Regions from separate parts of the Mus musculus genome. Here region 1 is linked to region 2. A link is a contact called in ENCODE Hi-C or POLR2A ChIA-PET data. All regions are on one chromosome and are shown on one strand. Each heading gives the region's core, a stretch centred on a gene start or an enhancer-like site at or near the end of the contact. The rest is flanking DNA. Distances are from core to core; before and after follow the strand shown.

Region 1 (6,328 bases), core at 378-2,877, 120 kb after region 2:
AAGGTGCGAGGTCTGGGGAGAGGCCAGGGGGACTGCCAGGGATGGGAAGGAGCCACAGCAGGGTAGGGTAAGAAGCCTGGGACAGGAAGCAAAGTGTAGCAGCGGATGCCTATGAACTGACTGACGCCGGGTTTTGGTACTGGAAGGCCCCACGAGACAAGGTCTTAACACTAAGTGGTGCAACTGGAGATATTTGGGTGTGAGGCTCCCTGGTCTTTGGGGAGCCTCAACCTCTGTGGGTTGTCTCAGCCAATGGAGGGAGGTTGGCCACCTCTCCCCCGTCAGCAGTGGGCTGACTGAGTTCTCCTAAGGAGCAATGTCCCTGGCACTCAGGATGGAGTTGGGGTCAGAGGAAAAGCTTCATTCCGGGAGAATGTGACACTGGCCGCTATCGAGAGGTACTGAGTTTGGGGCAGCCAATGGAGAGTTTTTCAGGATCCGACAGGGACTGGTGGGAGGGCTGGCTGGTGTAGGGAGGACAGGACTTGGGAAGAACCGACTCAGGCTAAAGGACGGCTAGTCATGGGGGAGCTTCCGGATGCCCAAGCCGGCGAGTCAAAGGCTCTAAGTGTGGGACAGTCTTCGGGGTCTGTCGGAGACTGGCCACTACAGGCTCTGAGTCTAGGGGTGGGCTAGGGGTAGGGTTCGAGAGTGTGACATCAGCTGGGCAGGTCCCGGTGGGAGGCGCCGGGTGCAGGAGGCCCCGGCAGTGAGAGGGCCTGGTCCGCGGCTGAGGGCTCGAGGAGCCCAGGGCAGGCCCGGCCCGTGAGCGCCGCGAGGAGGCCCTCGGGCCCGGCCTTGCCGCCTGGCGCTCACCTGCAGCACCACCTCTACGTCGTACGAGTTCCCCTTGCTCTTCTGGTGGCCACGGAACTTGGAGCCGCTGTAGAGCAAGCTGGTGGCCACGCCGGGCTGCTGGGTGTTGATGGGCGGCGGCGGGATGAGTGAGGCCGCGGATGTGGTTGAGGCACCCGCCGGCGGGGGACACTCGGTGCGGACCGGCATCGCGGGGTCCCCCGGAGCCAGGGCTGGGGGAGGGGGAAGGAACCGCCGCCGCCGCGCGGGAGCCGAAGCTGCGGGGAGGGCGGACCCGGGCGCGCACGCGCGGGGGAGGGGCCGGGGAACCACCCGCCCGCTGAGGCCAGACCAAGCGCTCGTGTTGCCACCTGGACCCGGAGACCTGCAAGCAGGGCCTCCCAGACCTGAGCTGGGTCTCCCTTCCCACTTGCCCTCGCGGGTACACACACACACACACACACACACACACACACACACACACGCACGCACGCACACACACACACACGCGCATACACACTCACTCACTCATACACACGCGCTCACACACACACGCGCGCGCTCACACACACACAAACACACACACACTCTGCAGCTTCCAATTGGCGCGGGCGCGCTGGAGAGGCGGGAGCAAGCTCACGCGGCGCTTCCGCCCATTGGCGGACAGAGAAAGCACGTGGCGCAGAGCGCGAACGGCCCTCTGGGACTTGTAGTTTTCTTCCCGTGGCGCGGCATGGAGGGGGCGTGGCGAGCACGTTTATGATGCTGATTGACGGGGGCGGGAGTGGCGCGCAGCGGGGCGCACGGCTGCGACGGCGCGCCGTAGGTGTCATGAGGAAGATGGCGGCGTGCTGAGGAGGCTGAGGGCTATGAACCCTTGGTGAGAGGTTTCCGTACAGAACCAGCGAGGGGTGTGGGGTTCTCTTCGCTCTTTTCCTGTACTCTGTTTCCACGCATGTGTCCACCCAGGTCCTTGGGCAGGATGTGGCGAATCTACCCCCGGCTGAGGGACCGGTGGCGCGGTCTCTTGGACCGGCGTCTCAGTGACCCCACCGTCTCAGTATGGCCGGGGCCAGCTCCGCAGCCTCCGGCCCGGGCCTATGTCCCGCCAACAGGTGAGGCCCGGACATAATGTGACTTTTTGGTCAGGAGCCAAGTCGGGCTCACCTGGAGGAAGGTTTCTGACGTGCAATGCGGGGTGACAGGCAGGGTTCAGGCCTATGCGAATATTTAGAGCAACAGAGTTCTGTTTCAATTTGAAAAATGACATCCAAACAAGTGCGAGGGTGACTTTAGGGGACACAGCGTGCCCAGGACACGAGATATTTGGCTCTTGAGGCTTTTCTCAATTTCCTTTATTTTTTCTTTTCTTTTTATTTTTTCGGGGATAGGATTTTTCTGTGTAACCCTGGCTGCTCTGGAACTCACTCTATAGACCAGGCTGGCCTCGTACTCAGAGATCCTCCTGTCTCTAGTTCCTGAGTGCTACCACCACTACCACCACCACCACCACCTCCCAGCTTCAGGGTTTTTTTGTTTGCTTGTTTGTTTGTTTGTTTGTTTTTCCTTTTAAAGGGGAGCAGGTGTCTTAGTTGGATTCAGAAAGGAAAATTTGGGCTTTCAATCAGGACATCCAAGGTCACAGAGCAGACTGGTTGAGGCTATGGAAGGCAAAGACTGACCTGACTGTGTTGTGTCCTCATGACTGTGTTGTGTCCTCAGGACCCAGCAGAAGACTTGGCACAGAGGCAGGCCTTAAGTCTTCCACCACACACAGCACACTTCCTTAGGGGTTTGCGGGCCCTCTGTCCTAGTGCAGTGCCACAGCCTCTGCATTCTCTGCAGCTTTCTCTAAGTGGGAGTTTATGCCAGGCTTCTTTGACCTACTAAGGACTGTAATAAGACTGAAAGAAGGTTATTTCATTGCTTCTGAAAGAGAGATTGCTACAAGTGAGGTTCACTTCAGTGAATGAAAAGTAGTGATGACCTCTCTAAATTCAGTTAGTTGTTTTGTGTTGAGGGCATGTGGTCTCACCTGAATGATTCTCAACATCAGATGCAGGATTCATTATGCTTACGAAACAATAGTTTGCAATATATTGTGATATGGGAACTATGAAGGACTTAAGAAATCACAAGGATGAGCGTGTACAGGGTGATTGAAAGGGCATTTAAACTGGGGCTTGAGAGATGAGTAAGAGTTTGATGGGGGAGAAAGGGGGTGTAACATGTCCAGAGGTGATGACTGGGTGTTAGAGGTCTTGCTGCAACACTGCCCTCATTAGGCAACAATTCCATAGGCAGTTTGGCAATTGGCATAAGAGTACAAACCTGGGGTCTGTTGTTGGCAAAATCTCTGAGGTACTGTGGTCTTGGGCATGTATGATGTTGCTTTCTTTGGTGATCTGAAGCATGAGATTGCCTTTAAGAATTCTTTAGGCTGTAAATCCCATAATTTCTTGTTTCATTTAGTGTGTATATATCTGTGTGTGCACTTGGCATGCACATGGAGGTCAGAGGACAACCAGCAGGACTTGGTTGTGGCTTTGAGGGACTGAACTGAGGATGTTGGGTTTAGTGGTCAGCGTCTATACGTGGTGAGCCGTTCAATGGTCTATAGCCCATGATTTTATATAACTGGGGAAGGGAGTGGATGCACCAGGGAGCTGATTTTTGCTTATCAGGACACAAACGAAGGCCTAAAAGTGGGGCAGAAAAAGCCAGTAAAGACAAAGGAAGAAGCTAAGAGTAGCGTCACACACATGTATCAGCTGCTTGGGAGCCTGAGATAGGATCACTTGAGGTCATGGGGTATGGGGAGGAGGAGAACGGGCTTGACTTACAGATAGCTCTCTGTGCCCCATTCATTCATACATTCCTATTTTCTTTCACCTTTGACTACCTACTATGTGCTAAATAATGCTAAGAGCCAACTGGTAAGTCTGTAATACAGAAGAAAAGATGGCAGATCAAGCACCTCCACAATGGAAAACAAAAAGCATCCATGCGCTTAAATTGACCCTTTGCCTATTTAGTGAACTCCTGAATGTGTTCCTTTGTTTATGCCGTGCCTCCCTAGGGTATGCTTTGCTCTTTTTGTCCTCCCCAGGTGGGAGATATTTTTGTGTATCTTTGAAGTATGTAAATTATTAAGTCCTTCTTCTTTAAGAATCCACTTGTCAATGTTAGGAACAGCTACACCATAGAAACTTGTCAGGAGAGGAGAGGCTTTTGAAGGAAGGGCTCGCTGTGGGGTTGGAGGAGGAGGTCCTGCAGTGCAGAGACCTTTGTGAGGCCATTGCCACCCTCCTGCTGTTTTCTGCCCAGAGGAGGATGTAGTTTGGAGAAGCAGCATATGAGGTAAATTCCCAAAGAAATAAAAGCTTGAAGTCCTGTCCTGTTCCTACCATTTACAAATTGCCTCCTGTCCAAGGCAGCTTCTCCAAGTTTCTGCCACTTAAGAGACGTTACCTGCTTTGCCATTCTCATAGGAGTGTCAGGGACCAGACGGCTATCTGCTTTTGAAGTAGAGTTTTATTGGAACAAAGCCACATACTCATACATATTGTCTGCTTTCATTATATTGGCCAGAACAGCCTAGGGTATGGACCTCCACTCCAGATGAAAAGCAATTTGGAAAATAGTGCACTTATGTATTTGGCTGCAAGAATTTTTTATTATCATATATTTATTTGTGTATGCATGTATTTGGGCATCCATGTGCCACTGTACATGTGGCGATGAGAGGACAACCTCTGACAGTTGGTGCTCTCTTGCTACCTTTACATGGGCTTGGGAGATTAAACTTGGAATCAGACTTGCTTGTAAGCACCTTTACCCACGGAGCCATCTCTCTGACCCTGGCAGAATTTTAAATACCTTTATTAAGATATAATTTACTTAAGGGGCTAGAGAGATGGCCCAGAGATTAAGAACACTTGTTGCTTTTACAGAGGAATGGGTTCAGTTCCCAGCACCCATATAGTGACTCACAGCCATCTGTAACTCCAGTTCCATGGGATCAGATACCCTCTTCTGACCTTGACCTCTGTGGGTACAAAGCACATACATAGCACATGTACATACAGTCAGACAGAGCACTCACAGGTGAGATAAAATTTTAAAAATCTAATACATATAATTTACTTAGCATACAGTACATTCCCTAGTATATATTCACTAATTTGAATGACCATCACCGTCAGTTTAAGAACATTTTTATCATGGTAAAAAGTAGTCCGTAGGGGATAGAGTGCTGGCTCAGGCTTAAGAGCACTGGTTGCTCTTCCCGAGGACCTGGGTTTGGTTCCCAGCACCTACATGCAGCTCACAGCCATCCATAACTTCAGTCCCGGGGGATCAAATGCCTTCTGGCCTTGGGCACAAGGCGTGCACATCGTGGATAGACATACATGCAGGCAAAATTCCTAAACACATTAAAAAAAAAAAGGCAGCGAGTACCCTTTAGTACCATCCACCTGCCTGGCCATCTCCCCAGCCGTAGGCAACCATTACTTCCTTAAAGATTTCAGTTTTAGACATTGCATTGTGTGGAGCTTAGGACTAGCCTTTTCTACTTAGTAATTGAGTATTTATGTTCTCAAGGTCTGTCTGTGTTGTATCATACATATATCCATAGTCCAGTCTTTTTATTGCTGAATAGCTTGGTGTAGAAATACACATTTATGGACACGTGAGTTGTTTCTTACTCTTTGGTTGAGTAATGAATGATGATGAATGATGCTGATACAGCACTTTTTGTGTACAAGTTTTTGCATGGGTTTGGTTTTATCTTTCCTGGCTATATTTTCTAAGCTTAAAATTGCTGGATCAAATGGAAATTAGCTCATTAAGGAATAGTAAGATTAGTTTTTGTTTTTTGGGGGTTTTTTGGTGGCGAGGGGTGTCAAGATAGTTTTTCTGTATAGCCATAGCTGTCCTGGAACTAGCATTGTAGAGCAGGCTGACCTCACACTACAGAGATCCATCTGCCTCTGCTCTCAGTTGTTGAGATTAAATACCTGTGTCCCCACCTCCTAGCCCTTAAGGTTGTTTTTTGTTTTTTAAGGTGGATGCAATGTTTTAAATTTCTAGTACTAGTGCATGAAGTCTCAAATTTCTTTATACCCTCACTAAAACTTGTTATTGTCTGACTTTTTTATTATAGTCACCTCAAAGGGTGTGATGTAGTATTTCAGTGTGGATTATTAATTACATTAATTATTGAGATGGTCTTTCTGTGTATCCCTGGATGGCTTTGATCTCCATGTAGACCAAGTTGGTCTCAAACTGCCTACCTCTGCTTCCTCAGTGCTGTGGTTAAGGGCACACACCACCATACCTGGCCTGAGTTGGAGGCTTTCTTTATATGTTTATGTTAAACGAATTTTGATGTCTGAAAACCACCACTTAGAGATGTCATAGGATTATAAAAGGTTAACTATTTTGAATTTAGCTTTAAGGTCCAAGACCCACCAGATGGCGCTGTTTTAAAAGATAACGGTATCATGATTGTATGGTTGACACAGATTTT
Region 2 (6,845 bases), core at 164-2,663:
AGTCGCTGAAGAAAGACACGGACACGATGGGGCGCTCGAAGATGTGGATGGGGTCAACGTGGGACACGATGCAGCCGCCGGGCTGGTAGTCGTTGATGACCGCGCTGTTGACGAAGCCCTCGGGGATGACGCGGTGCTCCACCAGCTTCTGGATCACCAGCTGATGCACCCAGTCCGGGATCTCGTCGACGTCGCCCGGCGGGTAGAGGCGCTCCTGGCCCGGCCCGCGCTTCTGCAGCTGGGCCCCGTACGTGTAGCCCTCGCCGAAGAAGTACTTGTTGCGCAGGGGGGCCCGGTCCACCGTGTGCTCGTTGTACAGGCCCTTCTCGGCGCGGGACACCACCTCATCGATGCGGGCCTCGATCTTGGAGCACTCATCCTGACTGAAGAGCCGGATCTGCCGGATGCCGCTCTTCACCTTGCGCGCCTCTTCCTCCTTCTGCAACTGATGCTCCTCGTAGTCGCTGCGCTCGGGGTCCGAGTCCTCCTGGTATTTCCGCTTGGTGGTCCCGGACGCCGGGTAAGGCTCAGCGGCGGCCGCGGCAGCGGCAGCGGCAGCCACGGCGGCGGCCGCAGCGGCGGCGGCCTCCCGACTGCCCGCCTTGTAGTTGTCCCGGGACGTCATGGACTTGAGCTTCTCCCGCAGGTCGGTGTAGCCGCTGGCGGCCGCCATGGCCCCCGCCAACTCAACTCTAGGGTCCTCCGCGGCGGTCCGGCATGGCTCTCAGGGGACCCGAAAGGGACCCGAAAGGGAAGCGAGGGTCCTCAGTGCCAGGCCCCCATGCGTGGCTCAAGGGACCAAAGGGGTAGGCGTAGAGGGGCCGGGAAGGGGTCGAACCTCAGCCGCGGTCGGTCATGCAGCACCAGCTACAGCGGGGCTTCCTCCTCCTCCACCTTCTCCGCGTCCTGAGGGAAAAAGGCGCCGGCAGCGCCTCATGCCGCGGAGGGCTTCGGCCAAGACTCCGCCAGACTCCCGGTCGGACCCTCAGACGCCCGGCCCGGCCCGCACTTTAAAGCTCTCCTCACGACGTCACCGCCAGCCCGCCCGACCTCCGACAGCGCCGCTCCTTAGCGGGCTTCTCGACGCGCGTGCGCACTGCCGGCGGCCACGAGACTCCACGTACTTTGAGCATGCGCGTGCGTGCCGCCCAGTCGGCGGAGAGGCCGGCGCATGCGCAGACGAGGCCCGCTCGTCGGCCGCCGCCCCTCCCCCCACCCGCGGAAAGCTTCGAGAACAGCTCCCGAAAACAACAATTTGCCTGCACGCCAAGCCGCCTCCGGGGCCGAGGGACTCCACCCGCCGGAGTGTGCTCGCGGTGTCCACTGGACAGCGCTGCCGCGTCACGGCATCGTGCGGATGCCCGCAGACGCCTCAGCTTCCAGCGCACAAATCCTCGGGAATCGCCACAACCCAGTCCGCCCCGTGACCGCCCCCTTTGGAGCTTCCACTTTCTTAATTGGACTGCCGGCCACGCGTTGGGCAAACACGGACTGGAGTTTCCAGAGTCGGTTGGTAAATCATGCTTGTCAATCAACTAGTCTCCTTGGCTACTGCGTCCATCACTTAATTAGCTTCGGGCAGAAGCTCGAGGACCCCTGAAGAGTGAATGGGTGGCTAAGTAAGTGCCTGAATGGAGTTCTCGGCGACGAAAAGCCCTCAGGACTCCGGTGAAGCTTCGGAAACAGTGGAAAGTTAAAATTACGGGCAGGAGAGCATCAGGCCCAAACTGTGGAGCAAGCCAGGACAACAAAAGCTGGAGGCGCGCGGTCCGGGCACCCACACCCCATTCCCGCCGCCATCGCTTCCCGAAGCGGACGTTCCACAAGTCACGTCCCGGGACTGCCCACGGGTCGCGCAGCCGCGGGCACGCGCACGGGCACGTCACGTTCCTACTGGGGTTGGGCGTTGTTATAGGGGGCGACAAAAAGGCTTTCCTGTCTGAAGGGCGCAGATTTACCACGGATCGGTCCAAATTGGAAATATTCTTCAGACAGAAAATAAATAAATTGCACAGTGGGATGGTAAATGCGTCTCAGCACTCTGGAGACTGGTTGGAGGATAGCTCACAAATTGGATGCCAACCTAGGCTACACAGCGAGCCTCTGTCTCAAAACAACTACAACAAACCCAAACAATAAAAAATCCTGAAGCGGAGGAGAAAGCCTGAACAAAGGTTTAGCCGTGCTGGAGGTCCCTGGGCACTCCAGCAAATAGGAATAGCAAAGAGGTTCTGCTCTGAACCTCCCCAAGATGAATTCCAGCTTCCTTTTCTGGTTCCCAGTCCCTTTTCCAGTCTTTGATACTCCGTCAGATTTTCATATATCGCCGCCCCTCCTGGCTGTCCATGCTGTCTGTCATCTGTAATGCCTGTCCATCTACAGTGTCTGTCACACAGCTCACCCCTTGTCTTCCAGGCATCCCAGAGTCTGGTGTGTAAAACCAGGAACCAGTACTTACCTCGAACGGTGGTTGTGAGGATGGAATGACGCAGCAGAAGGATTGCTGATACAGCATCCAGACCTCAGTCTTCTAATCTGAAAACTGAGGGTGGCAGCAGTCTCTGTTGGAAAGTGGGGACTGTGTGGTAACTTGGAAAAGTTTGTGGAGTGGAAAGCCAAGAAATTAGGGAATCCAGGCCACCCTCTCTCCCAAACAGCAGGCAGACAAAAGGGAAATGGGTCTGGGGATTCCCGGGGCAGCCCCTTGGGCCCAGGTGACAGAGAGAGGGTGGAAGGGCAGCTGCAGGTAGAAGATGGACTGAAGGGCAAAGCCAGCTGAACTGGACTTGAGCCCGGTCTGTACTGTGTGAACACCTGGTGGGTCTCTTACCTGAGCAGTTTGCCTGGGCAGATTGAAGCTTTTCAGGAGCCCAGCTCTCTAAGCCTCTGATCTGCCTTTCATGGCGGGAGCTCTTTACCACTGCACCCAGATGCACCTAATAGCTAAGGTCCCCAGCTCTGCTCACCCAGGCAAAAATGACCCTCTTTGGGTACGGTGCACACCTTTAAACCCAGCACTAAGTTTTGTGTGTGTGTGTGTATGTACCTCAGGAGTTCAGGGCCAGCCAGGGCTACATAGACTGCCTCAGAAAAAGATTTTTTTTTTTTTAAGCGACTATCCCATAGGTTGAACTCTCCAATCCCAGGGTGTTTTCTCCTTGACTGTGCTTTTTAGTCAAGCCCAGATCCTGTGGGGAAAAAGCCAGGCTGCCTGGGTTGAACTTCACAAGGCCACTTGCACAAGTCCAATACTGTCCGCACTCCAGCAGCAATTTCATAATTATACCAGCCTCACTGGGATATTTTAGGGATTAAATGAGTTAGCATTTATCCAGGGCATGGCACATAGTAAAATTTGTTTGTTTGGTTGGTTGGTTGGTTTGTGTTGGTTTTGTTTTGTTTCTTTCAAGATAGAGGTTCTCTGTGTAGTCTTGGCTGTCTGGAGCTTGATCTATAGACCAGGCTGGCCTTGAGCTCACAGAGATCCGACTGCCTTTATCTCCCGAGTGTTGGGATTAAAGACCCTGGTTTTTGTTTTTGTTTTTTTGTTTTTTACATTTTACTTATTTGTCTTTTTCCCCCCTTTACATCCCTACACAGCTCCCCTCTGTCATCCAAGTCCCAACCTTACAAATCCCTCCCTCCACTGCCTACTTCCCTTCTTTTCAGAGAAAGGGTAGCCCCCGCCTTGGGTAGCACCCCACCCTGGGACATGTAGTCCCAGGAGAACTAGGCACATCCTCTCCCACTGAGGCCTAACCAGGCAGTCCAGGTAGGGGGAAGGGCAAGAAACAGACCCAGACAGCTCCCACTCCACTTGTTAGGGGACCCACATGAAGACCAAGCTGCACATTTGCTACAAATGTGTAGGGTCCAGGTCCAGCTCCTGTATGCTCCCTGGTTGGTGGCCCAGGCTCTGTGAGCCCCATGGCCCCAGGTTAGTTGATGCTGTGGTTTTTCTCATGGTGTCTTTGAACCCTCTTCCTTGCTCACTTCTATCCCCAACTCTTCCACAAGACTCCTTGGACTCCTCATGATGTTTGGCTGAGGGTCTCTGTATCTGCCTCCATCTGCTGGATGAAGCCTCATCAGGAGACAGTTACACTAGGTTCCTGTCTGCAAGCATAGCAAAGTATCATTAGTAGTGTTGGGCCAGCTCTCTCTCACATGGAATGGTTCTCCAGTTGGAGCAATCATTGGTTGGCTGTTCCCTCAGTCTCTGATTCATCTTTATCCCTGCACATCTTGTGGGCAAGACAAAATCCTGCCTGGCTACAGGAGGCAGTCACTTCAGACTTTATATCCCCCTCTGGTAGAAATCTCAGCTAGAGTCACCCCATAGACTCCCCGTATCGTCTCCAGTCCCAGGCCTCCAGCTAGTCACCAGAGATGACCCTGGTGATTTCCATTGTCACTCCCAATCCTCTCCTGCCCCTCCCTGATATTGTTTCTTGAGACAAGGTCTTGTTCTATAGCAGAGGATGCCTTTGAACAGATCTTCCTACCTTTGCCTCTTAAACTTACCTTTATGTATGTGTGTTCATGTGTGTGCAGTGCATTTGTGTGTAGGTACATTGTGACATGCATATTCAAAGCCAACCTCAGGTATTATTACTGGAGTGCTGCCTACCATATTTTGAGACAGGATCTTCTGCTGGCCTGGAACTTGCTAAGTAGGCTAGGCTGGTCTGGGAATCCTGTCTTAGCCTCCCCAGTCGCAAAATTACAGTTGTCTACTTATTTAAAAAACAAAAACAAAAACCTTGGATTCTGGGGGCTGAACTCAGGTTTACCAAATGAAACTTCTCCCAAGTGCCTTTAAGACAATGTAGGGCTGGAGAGATGCTTAGTCTGCAAAGTACCTGGGACATAAACATAAAGAGTAGAAGTCAGATCCCCAGCACCCATGTAAAGAAGCTGGATGATGCATGCCTGTAGCCCCAGCAGTAGGGGCAGTGGGATGCTGGTGAACATTTTGGAGACAGCCAGAGTCCTGCAGCGTATTGACAGATAGCCTAGGGGCTGGTGAGATGGCTCAGTGGGTAAGAGCACCCGACTGTTCTTCCGAAGGTCCAGAGTTCAAATCCCAGCAACCACATGGTGGCTCACAACCATCTGTAACAAGATCTGACGCCCTCTTCTGGAGTGACTGAAGACAGATAGCCTAGTGAGTTGGTGAACTTCAAGATCAGTGAGAGACCCTGTATCACAACACTAACACAGAAAAATCATCAAGGAAGAGACTTGACATCGACCTCAGACCTCTGGTCTCCACACACAAATACCTGTTCTCACACTTGCACACACAAGTACGCATACACAACAACAACGTATGACCATCCCTGACATTCATTTGTATCCTATGCTGGGCATATTAATGAACACTCAGACTGCACTTGTCCAAGCAAAGGCTCAGAGGGCAAGCAACCACACAACTAATGAGCAAACAAGTGGAGTGTGAATACAGTCCTCTCAGGTCTCCAACCACTCAGAGACGATTCCCTTAAGTGGCTGCTGAGCCTGAGCAGGAGAGAGCTAGAGGTGTATGTCAACCCGAAAATTCGGGCAAGCCCAGTCCCTTGACCACAGGGGGAGGGAGGCAGGAAAGAGGTTTTGGATATTTCAGTATCCTGAATCATGATGTGCTCCACTGTGCTTGCCTGAGTACCAAGCCTTCGTGAGTTAGTTTCTTTAGTCTTCCATGTTGCCCAGACATCCCTCCTCTGTTGTCCCATATTAGGCTGGCACTTCTCTATCCCGAACCTCACCACACCAACCTGTGCCTAGTCCCAGAACCCTAGGTAAGGGTATTGAGGGAATGAAGAAAAGACAAACACACAGACACATGTACAGTAAAGTTCAGGTCAGTTGGGATTACCAGGGATTATTTTTGTACTGTTAGCAGGTAAGACAGTCTGATCATAAGCCTTTTGTATTTTTAGGATGTGGTGACATGATTAATTGGCCCATATCCTTGCTGTCATTCTTGTGGGTCCAAACACTCAGGAGGTGAATCCCAACTCCCAACTGTATCTATTCTCATTGTAAGGAGTTATTATCGCCCATTCGTGTTGGTGGTAATCCATATAACATTTTAAATCCTGTCTAAGTTGAAGGTCTGTAGCACACCCCAAATAGTTGGATGAATCTTATGGGACTCCAGGTGGGTAGAATGATGAAAGAGGTCATTAATATTAAAGAAGTTTGGTAGAATTTCACCAAGCCAGTGGCCTGGAGATGTAAGTCCTGTAGGTTTTTCCCTGACAACACAGAAATATAGTCACTGGGTTATGTCCCAATCCCAGGCCCCCTTATCCCTAAAATCAGGTTCCTCGTTGCATCCAAAGTTTCTTCTGTTCTGCACCTTTAGGAAAGATACAAGCATACCTTTGCCCCACATTAGGTCAGGGCTGGGCCAAGCTATTTTCATGTCAAGTCATCTTTCTGTAGCACTTTAGGTTTTACTCCTCTGCCCTGTGCACCAGTGCCATCCTAGGAAGTGAGGTCCTCTTCTGAAGGATTTAAAATTATAACGTAAATAAGTCCTTATTTAGAGAATTGGTGTGGGTAGAGAATCCTCCCTCCCTTTTCTCTAATTGTTGTTTGAGACATCTACCCTAGACTTTCACTGTGGATTTTAAGGAATGTTCATGTTGTGAACTATTTTATGTTGATCACAAAAGTTAAGTGTAAAAGAGGTACAACCAAGAACACTGATCCAGAATGGGAAATGTAGCTTTTTTTCCACATGGTTTGTTTATTTCAGAGGGTTTCTCTGAGTAGCCCTGGCTGTCTCAGAACTCAATTTGTAGAGTAGGGTGGTCCCTGAACTCCTAGGGATTTGT

The links. A loop is a pair of places that touch in the nucleus more often than their neighbours do. ChIA-PET counts read pairs that join two places held with the same protein, here RNA polymerase II (POLR2A).
Region 1: a map of left cerebral cortex shows a loop between it and region 2 (8-fold over the local background). The contact joins the promoter of Atpaf2 here to the promoter of Alkbh5 in region 2. A Hi-C loop is called at or near these places in 1 of 37 maps with a recorded cell type or tissue (left cerebral cortex). POLR2A ChIA-PET finds 5 or more read pairs at or near these places in 4 of 5 experiments (Patski and embryonic stem cell).

Annotation. Positions count from the first base shown.
Region 1 is chr11:60,412,333-60,418,660 of GRCm38, reverse strand. Atpaf2 (ATP synthase mitochondrial F1 complex assembly factor 2) reads left to right here and starts at 1,627. Exons shown (of 8, transcript NM_145427.3): 1 at 1,627-1,910. The coding sequence starts at 1,751. It overlaps Gid4 (GID complex subunit 4, VID24 homolog), which reads right to left and starts at 1,516. Exons shown (of 6, transcript NM_025757.4): 1 at 817-1,516. The coding sequence starts at 1,005.
Region 2 is chr11:60,532,251-60,539,095 of GRCm38, reverse strand. Alkbh5 (alkB homolog 5, RNA demethylase) reads right to left here and starts at 1,413. Exons shown (of 4, transcript NM_172943.4): 1 at 1-1,413. The coding sequence starts at 673.